Linked DNA regions of Homo sapiens: region 2 is linked to region 1. Evidence: read pairs that join two places in POLR2A ChIA-PET (ENCODE). Cell type or tissue: B cell. All regions are shown on one strand. Links, peaks and the distances in the headings refer to the core of each region. The heading gives the core; the rest is flanking DNA.

Region 1 (2,921 bases), core at 210-2,709:
AGATGGAGACAAGGTCTCACTAGGTTCCCCAGGCTGATCTAGAACTCCTGAGCTTAAGTGATCCTCCCGCCTTGGCCTTCCAGAGTGCTGGGATTACAGGCGTGAGCCACCGTGCCTGGCCAAGAAAGGGGAAGTGGTTTTTCCTAGAGCTAGGAAGGATGAGTAAGGAGAGATAGGAAGTGGGAACAAAACAAACAAATGCTTGTAGACTTGATAGGAGGCTATGATCCAGAGAGATAGAGGGTTTTGTGATAAAAGTAGAAAGTTGAATATATTTGAGAGAGATTTGGAAGGCAAGATAGTCAGGATTTGTCGAATGATTAAATATGAGAGAGGGAGAAGGAAGTGTCGTGGATGACTCAGGTTACAATGGATGATGATGCCACTCACTGAGAGAGAACACTGGAAAGAGGACCATGTTTGAGAGATTGAGATCATGAGTTTGGGTTTGGATATGTTGAGTATGAGGTACTTTTGAGACATCTCAGTGGAGATATTAAGTAAGCAGTTGTATAAATGGAAATTGGAGGTGAAGCCTGGATTAGAGAAAAATTTTAGAGTCAAGCACCTGTGGAGGTTAATTGTGGCCATGGGATGTGATTGAGATCTAGGGCAGTGATGCTTAAACTCTATGGTCTCAGGACTTCCTTAAGCTCTTAAAAATTATTGTGGATCCTGAAGAACTTTTGTTTATGTTAGTATGCTTACTGCTATTTGCCATATTCAGAATGAAACTGGGAAGTTGTTTTTTTTTTTTTTTTTTTTTTTTTGAGATGGAGTCTTGCTCTGTCACCCAGGCTGGAGTGCAGTGGCACAATCTTGGCTCACTGCAACCTCTGCCTCCTGGGTTCAAGTGATTCTCCAGCATCAGCCTCCCTAGTAGCTGGGATTACAGGTGTGCGCCACCGTGTCCAGCTAATTTTTGTAGTTTTAGTAGAGACGGAGTTTCACCATGTTGGCCAGGCTGATCTTGAACTCCTGACCTCAGGTCAGAACCCAGGAGGCGGAGCTTGCAGTGAGCCGAGATCGCCCCACTGCACTCCAGCCTGGGCGACAGAGCAAGACTCTGTCTCAAAAAAAAAAAAAAAAATTATAATAATAAACCCCTTACATGTTAAAATTTTTTTGTGAAAAATAACTTTTTTAAAAGAAAACATTTTGGGAGAATAGAGGCATTAATTTACATTTTTGCAAATCTCCTTAAAGTCTGCCTTAATGGAAGATAGCTGGATTCTCATATCTGCTTCTGCATTCAGTTTGTTGCATTATGTTATTTTGATTGAAATATATGAAAAAATCATCCACAGATGTATTTGGGAAAGGGAAGAAGAATATTATATTTTTTAACGTAATCATGGATATGCTTCTTTGATAACATGTCAAAATTCAACAAGTGATAGTTTCTTAAGGATTAGTTATAATGTGGATTCTGTTTTTTTTTTTTTTTTTTTCTTCGAGGCAGATTCTCGCACCCAGGTTGGAGTGTAGTGGTGCGATCTTGGCTCACTGCAACCTCCACCTCCTAGATTCAAGCAGTTCTCCCGCCTTAGCCTCCTGAGTAGCTGGGACTACAGGCGCAGACAACCACACTGGAATAATTTTTTTTATTTTTAGTATTTTATGTTGGTCAGGCTGGCCTCGAACTCCTTACCTCAAGTGATGCACCTGCCTTGGCCTCCCAAAGTACTGGATTACAGGCATGAGCCACTGCACCCTACCAGGATTAGTTATAATGTGGATTCTGATATCATATCAGTGAACTTATACTCACTCTGTTACATTAAAATCTGATGGTCTGTCTTATACTTTGAGTGACTGTTTTACCCATGTTTACTTTTGCAAAAATTATGCATTGGTCATGTGGAAAATATCAGTCCACTGAGTTACACAGATTTTCCAAATGTGGACATATCTCATTCCACAGTGCCAAAAAGTCTTATTTGTCAATATGACTACCACTCTCATCAGACAAGTTTTTAAATATTCAGAAGCTTTCAAGCTCATGGTGTCAAATACAAGTTTTCCAAAAATGTCATTTTTGCTTGTAAAGTTGAGTGTTATGATTGGCAACAAATACAGTTGATCGTTTTCCTTGAAATGAAAGGCATACGTGATTAAATTTTGAAAAAATGTTTGCCAGATAGCCAAGTCTGAATGATCAGTTTGTCTGATAGTCCTTCAAGTAAAAATGGTGTTGCAAGAAAAAAGTGGCTAGTTCAGTCCTCAAGTATGTACTTTGCCATTATTCTTCCGTATGCAGTGCTTTATAATTAATTCCCATTTCCTTTAAGTAGAATATTGAAAAGATGTATCTTCAGGGGTTGAGATTTAGTAAATTTAATAATTTTGCTTCATCTAGTTTATTCTTTAGTGAAACTGGCTTTTTTCTTAATACCAGTGCTTGGCAGTGAAGAATACAGTTATCTAGTACAGGTTAGGGCTACTGCCTTGATTCATGTTAAAGCACCTGCAGTTTTATCCACTATTGCTTTTGCATCATTAGTGCGCATGTCAACACAGGAAAGAAAGTGATTCAAGAAGAGAAAGGGCAATTGTTTTGAATACTAGTGAGAGGTCAAGTAGGGGTTAGATGAAAAGATGTCCTTTAGATTTAGCAACATTCTCAAGGTCATTGATCTTAATGAGAGCTGAGTGGAGTGGTGGTGAGGGGCAGATCTGAATGGGTTGAGGAGTGAGTGGAACATGAAATGGAGGACATGTGGAAACTTTTTTGAAGAATTGAATTGGAAAAGGAGTGTGGGGTTTTTTCTTTTAAAGGTCAAAGAGATAAGAAAGAGAGTGAATAATCCCTAGGGTAAGGATTCTGAAAAACTGGGAGAGAATTGGCTTTTGTATAGAAGCAGTGCTTCTTAAATTTTAATGTGCATAATGAGAGTCACCTGGGGATCATGTTAAAATGC
Region 2 (2,921 bases), core at 227-2,726, 230 kb before region 1:
TACAATTATTTCCTTTTTATTTAATCTCTTATAATTGTTGTTCATAACCATACACATATTTTAATATAGTTCAATTAGAATAAAGGAATTTAATATTTTGCTTTTTAAAAACTTAATATTTTATCATATATTTAAGAAAATGTCTTTCTTGATTTTGGTCTCAGACAATATAAGGGAAAGGAAGCAAACAACAGGAGAAAATGTGTAAGTCAATAAAATATTATTAAGATAAGCAAGTATGGTTTATAAGTGGATTTGTGCTCTGGTCTGTGAATGCTTGTAGGCTGGCAAATTGAATTCAAGAGTATATAATTCTATTCCATATTATTAACATTTTTCTTTTTCTTCCAGATCTACGACTCTGGCTCCACTGATTACCTTAACCATATTACATGGGTAATTCAATTTCTAGCTATTGTTCATACTGGTCAGTTGAATGTTTGCATCTAGATAGGGTTTTTGCCTTTAAGTTTGTAGCTAAACAAGAAGTTTGATATATGACTAATTTTTATTAGAATTTTCTTCAAGAATCATATGTCCCAAAGAAGATAATAATAGATCTATATACATAAACATAGTAACTGATAATTTCTATAGGTATTTTTATAATAGGTATATAGTTTTTCCTTATATATAAAATAATTCCACAAGAATATTATTTATCAACTATGTAGAGCCAGCTTGCTGGATAAGTTCAATTTCTTGAATTAGACAAATAATCTTTTTTTTTTTTTTTTTTTGAGACCGAGTCTCGTTCTGTCACCCAGGCTGGAGTGCAGTGGCGTGATCTCGGCTCACTGCAACCTCTGCCTCCCAGCTTCAAGCAATTCTCCTGCCTCAGCCTCCCGAGTAGCTGGGACTATAAGTGCACACCACCATGCCCTGCTAATTTTTGTATTTTTAGTAGAGACGGGGTTTCACCATGTTGGCCAGGCTGGTCTTGAACTCCTGAGCTCGTGATCCACCCACCTCGGCCTCCCAAAGTGTTGGGATTACAGGCATGAGCCACCACGCCCGGCCGACAAATAATCTTAAATTATGAATCTTATTACAAATTATTTGGGTCTTAATGTTGTCTTGTGTGATTACTATTCTAACATTTAACTTTGAAGTGGATGATCATCCTTCATTAGTTTTCATATCAAATATATATCCAACTGGTGAATAGGATTTCTGTGGGGGTCCTTATATGCTACTCCTAAAGGATGAAGCATCCATGAATAAAAGCACTAACTTACTTTCTTCAGTTACCTGTCAGCATGTAAAACAGTTGACTTTCCTAAAGAGCTTGTGGCAGAAGTTGAGGGTTTGTATAATAGTTAATTAACATGGCCCTCCTCCTCAGTCCTAGCTCTGGCTTGAGCTATCCCATTCTCTGAGTTTTGGCTCATTTTTAGAACTCAGCTGGAAGGTCATTAACTTTTGCTTCTTCACCTTGATAGATTAACTTTGTGATTAATTTGGCTTATGATAGTGTTTCCTGTGGTTCCCATCAGGGACTTTCTGGCAGGCAAACATGGATGAGCAGACCAAGGACTTTGTTTTAATTCCGTTTAGCCCGACTTTTATTGATTCCCCACAAACACCACCTTCCCACTTCTTAAAGTCTGCTACAGATTCCATTATGCAGAACCTGCTGTCCCTGGCCACTGCAGGTGTGTTGCTGCCTGATCCTCCCCCTCTCCACTGGAACCTTCCTGTCCTGGTGCTCACCCCTTCAGGGTCACATCCTTCCTGCCTTTCAAGGTGAAAACTATATTAAAGCAGTAGCCAGAGGCAATCTCCAGGGTCTTCTCTCCCACTCCAGGTTACAGCATCTTAACACTGACTTCCTGAAGTCTCTTTCCCTTTTTTATGAAAACCAGAAGAATGATTTTCATAAAATCAGAGGATAAATAAGACAAACAACAACAACAAAAAGATAAAATCAGAGGATAACCCCTAAGAGACCCCCTAATATAACATGTTCATTTTCCATAGGAGAAAAGCACCGTTCAAAGAGGTTAAGTGGCTTTCTTATAAAATATTACAGCAAGTTTGGAACAAAACCATAAAGCTTATACACACATATAAAGCACTGTATTTCTTCATCTGATCAGAGAATGAGGATTTGGGAGGGGCCTTAGGAGTCCTTGTTAGGTATGAACACAATTGCAGTCATTTCTAGTGTCAAGCGTTACCAAATACATAGTTGCAGATCTACCTTTGTTCAGTATTCCTGCTTAGAAGCACCAGCTCTGAGTTTAACAGTTTCTTTCTAGGTTAAATGGCTTGCTCTTACTTGCCATGATAGGTCAAGATCTGCTACTCTGTTTTTAAGCACTTCTTGAACTGAATATTTATAGTGGTAGTTTGCTACTGGGGGAAATCCTATCCATTGCCAAAAGTTCTCATTAGAAATTTAGTGCTAAAAGCTGTCACAGATTACAGCAAGCTCAGCAGTATATTGACAAATAATGCTTCATAGACTACAAAGTGGAAAGCTGTATCACAAAGGGCCAGCAGATCTTTTGTTAGAGTAGGGTATTGGTGTCATCTCAGGCTTCAGATCACATTGAAATCAACAGAGTGGAAGCTGTGCCTACCCATGAATTTTGTGACATGAGTTTGCCACATGTGAAGCCTAGTCTCCTCAGTGGTTCCATCAACATTGAGCAACCTGGCATGACTGGAGTAGATCACTAATAACAAACTTCCAAAGCTGCATTTTCCAAAGTCTGATCCCAGAAACATTCATTCTAAAACTTATTAATATGCATTCCTTTTTTAAAAAAAAAGGATATTATATTCCAAATAAGTTTGTGAAACATTGCATCAAATGCAGCCCACTAATATACATAACGACTCTCTAAGAAATGGCTATAATATATTAATATGTAGTGCTTCTCAGACTTATTTAAGAATGTTTTTTTTTTTTTTTT

Evidence for each region. Peaks named below come from ENCODE experiments on the same cell type or tissue, not always from the same donor. Only the 100,000 strongest peaks of a DNase experiment are listed, where the experiment ranks them.
Region 2: POLR2A ChIA-PET joins it to region 1 with 5 read pairs; 22 of 35 experiments call an interaction of 5 or more read pairs at or near these places.

What each region holds. Positions count from the first base shown.
Region 1 is chr14:31,197,564-31,200,484 of GRCh38, reverse strand. All of the region lies in intron 2 of HECTD1 (HECT domain E3 ubiquitin protein ligase 1), which reads left to right. Among named protein-coding and RNA genes, the nearest start is that of HECTD1, 8.8 kb to the left of the region's middle. In B cell, for the core only: no CTCF peak of the experiment used is centred there; no DNase peak of the experiment used is centred there; H3K27ac peaks cover 605 bases.
Region 2 is chr14:31,425,619-31,428,539 of GRCh38, reverse strand. All of the region lies in intron 2 of HEATR5A-DT (HEATR5A divergent transcript), which reads right to left. Among named protein-coding and RNA genes, the nearest start is that of HEATR5A-DT, 6.3 kb to the right of the region's middle. In B cell, for the core only: no CTCF peak of the experiment used is centred there; no DNase peak of the experiment used is centred there.